Regions from separate parts of the Mus musculus genome. Here region 1 is linked to region 2. A link is a loop called in an ENCODE intact Hi-C map of the cell type or tissue named here. Cell type or tissue: heart. All regions are shown on one strand. Each heading gives the region's core, and the rest is flanking DNA. Links, peaks and the distances in the headings are about the cores only.

What was found. A loop is a pair of places that touch in the nucleus more often than their neighbours do. Peaks named below come from ENCODE experiments on the same cell type or tissue, not always from the same donor. Only the 100,000 strongest peaks of a DNase experiment are listed, where the experiment ranks them.
Region 1: a loop joins it to region 2, with 4 times the contacts of the local background. A loop is called at or near these places in 2 of 42 quality-filtered maps.

The regions. Positions count from the first base shown.
Region 1 is chr3:36,860,358-36,865,747 of GRCm38, forward strand. 4932438A13Rik (RIKEN cDNA 4932438A13 gene) reads left to right here and starts at 2,749. Exons shown (of 86, transcript NM_172679.2): 1 at 2,749-2,991; 2 at 4,030-4,128. In heart, for the core only: no CTCF peak of the experiment used is centred there; a DNase peak (open chromatin) is centred at 2,674; H3K4me3 peaks cover 1,643 bases; H3K27ac peaks cover 1,074 bases.
Region 2 is chr3:37,411,174-37,416,993 of GRCm38, forward strand. It overlaps Nudt6 (nudix (nucleoside diphosphate linked moiety X)-type motif 6), which reads right to left. Exons shown (of 5, transcript NM_001291044.1): 2 at 5,528-5,731; 3 at 1,187-1,242. Among named protein-coding and RNA genes, the nearest start is that of Nudt6, 5.5 kb to the right of the region's middle. In heart, for the core only: a CTCF peak has its summit at 3,459 (motif pointing left); a DNase peak (open chromatin) is centred at 3,588.

The sequences.
Region 1 (5,390 bases), core at 391-5,390, 550 kb before region 2:
TCCTGGCTTGTGAGGGTTGATCACTTGGATTTGTCTCTAGGGAGACAAATCATGTGGAAGTCTTCCCTGTGAGGTCACTAGTGTTGAAACTTACTTGATCTCCCGATCAGTGGTCGGCCATAAATTGACAGCTTGAAGGACGTAAGTGCTGAGCGTGCTTATGGTCTTGGTCTTTTCCTTTTTGATGGACACATTGGTCGTCAAATTTTTCTGCATAGTCACAAGGACCCAGAGAGTGGTTGTCAGGTGTCTTAGGGTTTCTCTTGCTGTAATGAAACACCATGACTAAAAGTAGCCTGGGGAGGAAAGGGTTAACTTCATTCACAGTTCGGTCAAACATCACATAACACCAAAAGCATTGGTGTACTGGCTGTTTTTGTGTTAACTTGACACAGCTGGAGTTATCACAGAGAAAGGAGCTTCAGTTGAGGAAATGCCTCCATGAGAGCCAGCTGTGGGGCATTTTCTCAATTAGTGATCAAGGCGGGAAGGGCCCCTTGTGGGTGGGACCATCTTTGGGCTGGTAGTCTTGGTTCTATAAGAAAGCAGGCTGGGCAAGCCAGGGGAAGCAAGCCAGGAAGGAACATTCCTCCGTGGCCTCTGCATCAGCTCCTGCTTCCTGACCTGCTTGAGTTCCAGTCCTGACTTCCTTTGGTGATGAACAGCGATGTGGAAATGTAAGCTGAATAAACCCTTTCCTTCCCAACTTGCTTCTTGGTCATGATGTTTGTGCAGGAATAGAAACCCTGACTAAGACAATAGTGGGCAGGAACTCAAGCAGGGCAGGAACCTGTAGGCAGGAGCTGATGCAGAGGCCATGGAGGGGTGCTGCTTACTGGATTGCTTCCCGTGGCGTGTTCAGCCTGCTTTCTTATAGAGCCCAGGACCCAACAGGGATAGCACCACCTACAAGGGCTGAGCCCTCTCCCATCAATCACTACTAAGAAAATGTCCTATAGACTTGCCTACAGCCAGATTTTATGTAGGCATTTTTATAATTAAGGTTCCCTCCTCTCAGATGACTTTAGCTTGTGTCAAGTTAACCTAAAACTATCCAGCACACCAGGGATTAGGGATAGGCCTTGAGAAAGAGTGGGAAATGACCATAAAGAACAGTAGGAAGGAAATCTCTGTATGATGTGCTGTGATGGTTACATGAACTTAGACGTGACAAAGTGGCATAGAGCCACATCATACCAGCGTAAAGTATGTTTTCATATTGTACTATACTCATATAAGGCAGAACCATCAGAGGGAGTGGAAAAGAACATTTTGTATGACTGCTACTTCCTGTGAACTGGCTGTGATTTCAAAGAAAAAAAGTTATAGCACAAAATATCATTACCTGGTTTTTGTTATGAAATTCTTTTTTTTTTTTTTCTTTTTGATGTAGCTCAGGCTGGTCCAGAAGTTTCTCTATTGGTCTCAAACCCAGGCTTTTCCAATGTGCTGGGATGCTATGCATACTTTAGCTATGTCCAGCTAGAGAAGTTCACATTGTATTTGCTGGAGGCAGTTTTTTTTTCTTTTTCTTTTTCTGACACCATCTGCATTTTTCACATGCTGGTGAAAAGTCAAAGTAGGGGGAAGGTTCAAGAGCCAGGAAGTGTTGCTATGTAAATTTCCTGAGCCACCCTGAACTCTTTGCTTAATCATCTTCCCAGGGTTAGAGGCCCTTGGAATAGAAAAGCTCTACGATGAATAACTCATCTTGAAGATGTCATCTCTTTTACACCTGTAGCTCAGGGTGGCTCTTCCTCAGGGGATAAGAAGAAAGGAGACAAGTAAGTGTTCAGATTCTCCAATTCCTCACTCACTGTAGAGGAAGTCTGCTGTGAATTATACTTCTCTTCTTGCTATCCTAAGATCTTCTTATCTCTGGAGCAATTTAGTTTCAGTTTTGTTTTGTTTTGGGGAAACTGAATCATATCTCAGTCACTTCTAGTTCAAAGAACTCTTGCTAAGACTTTATTTATTTATTTATTATATCTGGCTTCACATCTGTTTAAAAGTGGATGCTCCCACCCCCAAGTGGAAATGTTGAGTGACCTGAACTCTTAGAACCAGAGGCTTAGATATTGACAGGTAGTGTAGAGAATGTACTGGAAGCTGTGGCGCTGGGGCTCAAATCCTAGATCTCTAAACTGACAAAGTACTTCAACTTCCTGAGCCTTAGGTTTTAATTTGTGAAAAATTAAAATATTTGGTTAATTTCCTAGGTCAGTGTTTCATACATCAAATGCATCTTCTGTGAGATGCATGCCATAGCTAGCAGACTCTCCTTTTTCTGGCTTCCTTTTCCTACGTTGATTATACTGTCTACATTATCAGGACGATGTTTACAACCCCCACGCCACAATTGGAATCTGGAACAAGGTAGTTTTCAAATCAGTAGTGACCTGTGTCTCTCAGACTAGGCTACGCCCTGTGGACATGGCCCCGCCCCTCTGCTCAGGCCTGTTCTCTTGTAAAAACAGGATTCGCCTCTAGGCACAGGTTCCAACTTTAGTCTTTAGTTTGGTCCTGAAGCTCAGGCTTTGCCCCATTGACCTAGATCTCATCCCTAGGGCCTAAGCCCTGTCCTCTGCCCCGGCCTTCCAAGGCCCCGCCTCCGCCCCGGCCCGCCCCGCCCCGGCCCCGCCCCCGGCCCAAGCGGCGCTTCTCCGTTCGGGCCTGGTGCCAGTGAGGGGCGGGGCTAACTCGGTTCTTGGGCGGGGCCAGAGTGGCGTACACGGAGGCGCTGGCGCCTTGACGTGATACGCTGCCAGTTGACGCAGCTGCGGTGCCGCTGGCCTCCACTCCTGCCTCGGCTCTACTCCTCCGCCCCATGGGTGTCCGAGGCGGCGGGCCGAGCTGGACGTGCTACAGGCTGAGGGTGTAAGCATCAGCGGAGGTCCCGACTCGGGGCTGTTGTGCTGTCAAGTGAGAGGAGCTCGAGAGGCTGCGCGCGGTGAGGGCTGGGAGGTGGCGAGGTGGGCAGCGCCTTTCCGGGTGAGTCTGGAAGGTTTGCGGGGTCGCGGCTGTGGCGCGGGCCTGGGGGTCGGAGGTCGGAGGTCGGAGGTTAAGGTGGAGGCCTAGCAGGCCCTGACAGCCGGGTGCTGGGGTTGCGGGCGGGGGGGGCGGGCGCGCGGACCTGGCGGGGTGGGCAGGGCCGAGCGCCCCGGGTTGGCTCGGCCCTCGTCTGGTAGGGCATACCTGAGTGGACACCTCTCCTGCCAGAGGAAGGTCCACAAGGGTTATCTTCCATCCGGGGAATATTAGATTTCTTCCTTCCTCGCCCCATCGGTTGTGGTGTTGACAGTGGGATGTCCGGTAAAGGGGACGAATTCTTGTAAATTTCCTCTGAGCAGTCATGGGTTCTGGAACGGAGAAAGTAGGTTTCAGGTGGTTTCGCGTTGCTGCTTTCATCCCGTGCATGACAACGAAGCAGATTTAATCTGACAAGTATAAAAGTGGATGAGTTAGTCAGAATATTTGACTTAGCAATGACTGCTATGTGCTATTTTAATATGCGCTCATACAGTTTGTAACAAAAAGGTGAAGCCTTTCCCCACTTTGTAGCTGAGAACCTTGGAACAGAACTGTTTCAAACCTGACTTTCTCACTTTATGGCCCCTCAGTTAGCATGCCACCCCCCCCCCATTACTCAAATGCCTTAAAAGTTTGCAAGGCAAGTGCCCTGTGATAAAATGTGCCAGGTGCCCAGAGTAGAGAGGAAATGAAGGCACAGTTCTTTCCAGCAGACTCGGTGTCAGTAGAAACATTCTTTCAAGGCTGCACTTTTAAGTGTGCCTCGCAGGTAGAACGTCACCATTAGCATCCTGACTCCTACCTCGTGGACTCCTATGTTTCTTTTACATATAAAGTGGTTCTTAAATTATTTTAGTCTTATTTGAGGTGTAGGAATGTAACATTGGACCAAATACTGAAGAGTTTCCTGGTGTGTTTAAATAATTTAGTTTGAAACGGTTGCTCTACCAACAAAGTTAGGATACCTTTTCTAATTGATTGATATGCTGGTCTTTTCAGACTTGTTAAGATGAAGCGCTGCAGAAGGACCTTCAGAAGAGGAAAGATAAACAACATTGAAGATTAAAAAACTAAACAAAATAAAACAAGAAATCTTGTGTAAGTATTTCTGCCTAAGATTTAAAAAAAATCTAATTTCTTATTAAAGTCCAGATAGAGAAAAGTTAACTTTATGCTTCATTTGTGATTCAGTCCATCTGTGACCCACAAATCATTCCATCTGCATTTTGGACTGCTGATACCTGGATACCTGATTGATAATTAACTCAAGTGCTTAACTTTTGCATTGGCATAGGAACGCCCAGGGGAGGGACCAACCATCGCCGGGTGCCAGTTTGCTTTTCTTTTGCTTGCTCTATTATTTGCTCATGTTTACAAAATGCTTAGAAAAGAATATTTATATGTCTCTGTGTGCGCTTGTTATTGTTGTAGTAATTTGCCTTTTAAGTACAGATAAAGATCTCTGCAGCCAAGGCTTGCCTGGAACTAGAGATTCTCCTGCCTCAGCTTCTTGGTATAGGTTTGCAACAATTACCCAACTTGAAATGTTTTCTTCCTTTCTCTCTCTTTCTTTCTTTCTCTCTCTTTTTTTTAAATTTTGGGTTCTAAAGAGAATAGTAAAAGACATGGATAAAAACGATTGAATTCATTTAATAGATATTTATAAAGTACTATATAGCAGAGACCATTTTGAGCTTCTGGTAAAGAATGAAATAGTAGAGGAAGAGAAAAGAAGTGCCTCTGTTTCTCTTGAATTATTTGCTGTGTGAAGATTATTCAGCAGGTTCTTACATTAGCTTTCAGCTTCTCTTCATGATGCAGTTGGTGTACAATGAGTTGTGGCTGAGCTGGATAGCCATAGATCTGTGGATACTCTGTGGCCTTGATCCATTGCCTTATGCCAGAATATGCTCTTCCTATTAAAGACTGTATTAGTTTCCTTTCAGTGCTGTGATAAGACCCCATGACCAAGGCAACATAAAGGACAGTTTAATTTGGCTTATGGTCCTAGAGGGTTAGAGTCTATGATGGTGGAACAAAGGCATGGTGGCAGTGGCTAGAGCAGCAGCCAAGCGCTTCGATCTTGATCCATAATCAGGAGGCAGAGTGCATTCTAGGAATGGCACTAGTTTATGAAATCTTAAGGCCTACCTCCACTGACACACCCATTTCAAGGCTACACTTCCTAAGCCTTGCCAAACAGTTTTACCAACTTTGAGTATTCAAACCACCACATTTCACTCCCTGGCCTCACCAACTTGTGGCCATATCATACTGCATAATGCATAATGCTTCTAGTCCAACTTCAAAAATACCTTTTGGTATTAAACTGTTTAAAAAAATCTAAAGTTTTAAGTCTC
Region 2 (5,820 bases), core at 785-5,784:
AAAGAGATATGGCCTTAATTTAAGCCTCACAAATAACTTAGAATAATTTTAGATAGCATTTCTGAGAAACTATGTTATACTAACTATATATGATGAGGACATATTTAATTATCCAGCAATATTTAAAGAAGGGTCAGAAAGTATAAAAATCAATGCTCTTGCTATGCTGGCTATAGCTCAGGGGCAGCACCACAGAGGTAGAAAAAGCATTGCTCCTTCACTTTGACATCATTCCTGAGCATGAAAGCGTTTCTAACAGTGGCTCTTCTCTTAGTATCTTAGGACTCTTTTTTTTAGCCTTTACTACTGTTACCCAGTCTCTCTCAGGTCAGACCCCTGCCAACATTCCTGATCACAGTGATGGCAGCCTCTGGCTGAGCTCTGTGCCTTCACACTGTCAATTCTAATTTCTTGGTTTATCGCTCTATCCTTTAAGTTTAAATTTTTTATCTACGTGTATGAGTGTGTGTGTGTGTTCGTGCATTCCACATGGATCATGACACCTGCAGGGCACAGAAGAAGGCATCAGATTCCCAGAAGCTGGAGTTAGAGGTGCTTGTGAGCTGCCTGACATGGCTGCTATTAGCAAAACTGCTATAGTAGCAAGTGCTTTAACTGCTGAGCCATTTCTCCAGCACCTAACCCTGCCTGCCTCTCCTTTCCTCCCCCCCTTCCCTCCCCTCCCTCCTCTTTCTTAACCTGGTAGGTTCCTACTCTCTCTTCTAGACTGAATTTGTAATGTTACTTTCCCTGAGGCATCTCTGGAGGCTCCTGGGGCAGAGTTAAATGTCAGTATCCATTCTAGGACAGACCAAAGACTGTGCTGCAGGCCTGCTGGGGTCACGTGTTTTCAATCTCTGTTCTCTCAGTACTGGGAGCACAGCTCCTGCAACACTGAGAATGGTGCCTGATTGGATGCTACCTCAATAATGTGTCTTCCCAATTAAGCACTAGCGACTGTAATGCTCTACAGCCATGAAGTAAGCACAACGCTGAGGCTCATGCTGACAGGTTTAGGTCTGTGTCACAGCTTTATTTAGATAGGTATCTAGATGTCCCATAACTGCTTAGAAATAACTATTGAAGTACCTTTCTGCAGTCCCTTAGTGGTATCAACATGTCTACATTTTATGTTTCTCTAGAGAGAACACTTTGGAAAGCAATCTATAAGGCAGAAACAACTTACTTTATTTCGATCTTGTACAACCAGTACTTTCCTGGTGCTAACATCAAATACAGCACCTTTTGAGGAGGGGGAGATAATCACAAAATATTAATTCATTTTCCTTCAATTCCTCCATAATAACTGGTGGTCACCCATTAAAATCCTTTATTTGAAGGCCTGGTTTAGATACCTCAGTCATGAAGACTATAAAACACCTCTCCAGCAAGGAGGTCATTACTCAATTGACTAGTATTCACTCATTCTCATTCTCATTCTCTCTCTCTCTCTCTCTCTCTCTCTCTCTCTCTTTCTCTCTCTCTCTCTCTCTCTCTCTCTCCCATCCCTCCCTCCCTTCTTCCCCCTCTCTTTTACTCCTATTCACCCACCTCCCTCCCTCCCTTCCTTTCTTCCAAAAGTTTGGAATGTGTGTGTTAAATTTGTACAATAATCACTGGCATGACTGTCTATGTCTTCATGACCCAAATGAAGATCTTTTTTTATCCTTTAGTAACATTTTCTTTGGTGGTTACACAAGTGAGAGTGCAAGCTGCAGCCCATCTGGCTCTCTAAATAACTGTCTACTGAGAACTTAGAACTCTCTCTTTCTCACAGGTTGAGAAGCTAAGAAGTCCAGGGTCAAAGTGCCAACATACAGGTGTCTTGGAAGAGCTACTTCTCACAGAGAGCATTCCCACAGGGGCCTAAGGCTGGGCCTCTTAGGCCACTGTTGTTAAGGGCTCCAATGTCTTATTAAAGCTTCGCCCATAGGACCAAGCCACTTGTGCAGGCCTCATCTATTATTGCCATCACCCCAGGGATTAGGATTCTAATATGATTCAAGCATTCACACTGCAGTGCTTAAAGCACTGAGGACACACTGGCCTTTCTGCTCTAATTCTTACTTTTTGAAGCACAGCACAGATTTCAGATCTCTGCCTCCTGGCTGTTCAGATCCCAACTATCTCAATATCCATAACGACCTGCCTGAAGCCAGTTACATTTCCTTACTGTGTGTGCATCTGTCCTAGAGCACACACACACATTTGGAAGGCTTTATTTTCATGCCTAAAGCTCCAGCCCAGCACTTCCATTTACTCATCCATCATATACACTGCTCCGTGCACTTTGGACTCTGCCAGATGCTAGGACCAAAACCACTGTCCTTCCTCTTTCCTCTTTTTACTGTTTAGATTTTCCCCCTTTATCTTACTATGGGTGGCTTGCCTACAGAATGTCTGTACTGTGTGCATGCCCTGCCTCTGGCCAGAGGGGGTAGCAGGTCAGCTGGGACTGGAGTACAGATGGTTCTGAGTCATGTGGATGCCAAGAATCAAACTCTGGTCCTCTGGAGGAGCATCGGGTGCTTGTAACTGCGGAGTCATCTTTCCAGCCCCCTATTTTTAGTAGTTTTGTTTGGGCAAATCCTGGGTCAAAACCATAAATAACACTTTAGTGATTTGTACTAGAACCCTTGAAATGGGCTAACTTCAACATATCCTTATGGGATATAGGCATTTTTTATATATTTATCTGCTCTTTTAATATTCCTTTCTGAGTCTTTCTATGTAACATACAGAAGTCCTTTCCATATTAGCTGAGCTCCTATTATGTATACGGTATTTTACCAGGTGCTGGAAATACAGTGGAAAACACAACACAACTTTTCACTGTGTCCAATGGAGAGGAGACAAATGAAAGCTAAGTTATTCAGAGCAGAAAGTGGAAAAAGCAACCACAAACAAGCATACATAGGTGAACCATGTGAAAAGAGAGCTTGTTTGTAACTGAGGGGCTGGACAGATGCTCAGAGGTTAAGAACCTATACTCTCCTGGCAGGGGACCCAAGCTCAGTTCCCACACTCACTTCAGATGGCTTATAACTCCTTGGAACTCCAGCTCCAGGATCTGAGGCTCTTTCCTAGTCTCTATGGGTACTTGCACCCCTTCCCTCACACACACACACACACACACACACACACACACACACACACACACACTCTCACACTCATACATAAAATACATTTTTAAAATTCAAACATTAAAAAGTAGCTAAAATGAAACACTGCACTTGGTACTCTTCGAGGCTAGAAAGGAGAGCAGTAAGGATCTTAACTCTCGTGAGGAAAGGATCGTAAGATGCAAATCTAACTGGACATCCAAGGGACAGGATGCCAAGGAACCTAAGTCTAGAACTGAGGACTTGTGATTATCCCACGGCTCTTTACAGTATTCACTGACAGCACCAACTCAGAGAGAAAAGATAGTAAGCACAATCCGAGCGACCCCTGCTGGCCACAGTATAAAGCTAAACTAAGACAAGACTGGAATTAAACAGTTCCGAAAGCATATTAGGCACTGTGTGTCTCCTGTGCAATAGCTCAGGTGACGGAGTCCACACAGCCATCAGCGGGAGAGCTGGGCTTTATTCCAAATGGGCACTCCCATAAACAGCACTGCTCCATCAAGACATAGCAACTCCCTCCTGCTCGATGATATCATCACCCATCCATCCATCAGTCCACCCTCCTTACACCCGTTAGTCCATCTATCCATGGCACGCTCGGGCCCTACTTCGTACTTGCTCTGTCTTTATCCCAAGTAAACATGGTGAACAACACACAGAATGGCTGGCTTCATGAACTGTGCATACTGCTGGGGAGACTAAGTACATGTATAACTAGCTTGCATTGGGTACTATTAAAAAATCTGGATAAAGAAACATAGACTGGTGGAATTGACATGGGGGAGGTCCCTATGTTATACAGTAGGTTTGGGAAGTTTTCTGAAGTCAGTAAAATGCTTCCCAGACAAGCGTGGGGAACTGGGTTCAGATCCCTAGCATCCATATAAAAACTCAGGTACAGTGAGGTGCATAGGTGCATCTGTAGATAGATGCAGTGTTAGGAGGTGGAAGATCCCTGGGGCTTGCTATCTAGCAAGGTGGATGGTACCTGAGGAATGACACTCAGTGCCGTCCTCTGGTATCCACCTTACACACACAGACACAAAATAGTTTTGCATGACTTTCTAATGATACAACAGGCCATCACCAAATTATTGGGTAGAATCTTTTGAGGTAGAGCCCATAGAAAGTTTCTGAATGTCTATTTGCTGCAGGGCAGGAAGGCTACAGATAGATATTAGTGGACACCCCCAACCAGCTTCTTTAGACACTGTAGGTATGCAGACTATACATGTAAAGCCATGTATACATTATACGGAAACAAAAATGCAAATTACTAAGGTAATAATTAATCTGCAATCTTCTTTTATTTATTTAAGGATTCTTTACTATTTTAGTTTTTTACCCACCTTAGGAACTCAAGGACTTCCTGGGAACAGCAGTAGCAACAGCTGGCAGAGAAATTTGTAATCAGAATTGTGGGTACAGAAGTAGCCATTCATTTTAGAAAACACTCTAGGCGATTTCGATGCCCTCTGCAATGAGGTTTTCCTGTTTCTGAAGCTGACTGTTCAAGGCTCTAACCTAGCTCCATTGTTCTATCTTAAGCTGCTACCACTTGACCCATTAACCATGTAAAGTCTTAGGAAGTAATAATCAAATAAGCATATGGTTAGTTTGCCTTGCTTCAAGTTCAACCTAAAAGTTTTCCTATACAATGTTATAATTTAGCGCATATTTAGGCAGAAACAGTCATGAACTTCATCAGAATCAAAATGGGGTTCCTTGTGTCAAAAAGGAAATAAAGCTGGGAGGTTATGAAGGGCAAGTCCTTAACATGAACGCCTGACAGCAACTATCACAAACGATGGCTGGGACCACAGCTGGCCACAGCCAGAGCATGGAGTACCCCATGAGGACACGCCCACCCTTTGACCAATGCCACCATGCTCCTTAATGGCTGTGTCCGCAGATTACTCTTTGAAGTACCTGAATGAATACTCACAGTTTTACCTTTTCAAATCTAGTCTTGCCTTCTTGAACATGCTCTAGGTTTGCTAGCGCACACGTGTCTGACTGCAATATACTCAAATCACCATAACCTCTCCCCACTAAAAAAGTTACTTTCTGGAGAATTTCATGTTTCCTTGTACTGACATATGCTTTAAGGAGTATAATTTATTTCCTTCTCCCAATTCAGTGTCACTACTGAGAATAGAAGCTCAAATATCTGTGTGAAGCATGTTAAATGTAGCCTTTGGGAAGGCTGCTTTTCCACTTGTTTTCTATGCTAGCCTGTAATTCACGGGGCAGACACCCTTTCTTTTTTGAAAAGCACGACACCACCGTTGCACAGTCACACAGCACTCACTGACCAGCATTCACTGACAGACTAGCAGCCCAGCTTCAAGGAGACATGGTAAACTTGTGAAAAGGCAGTTCCTGAGTCCAAAACTGACCTGCAACTCCAACTTGGTGTGTAGCATATCCCGGGAGTCTGCTGGGTCCTTCTCCCAGCCACAGAGTCAGTGTTGAGGAATGGGGTTTTGCGTGGTGGAAGCAAAAGCCCAGGGAAGCAGCAGGGGCAATGAAGTGGCTCTGCAGGATGGGGATGTGTAGCCAGGCAGCTATCCGTCCTTCTGAGCGCCACTGCTGAATGGCAGCTAGAACGCAGAGGGAGGAAGATACACCCTGTAAAGGTTTTCTGTGAAATGCATGGTCCCGACCTCTCTGCATTGCTATAGCCCAGTTG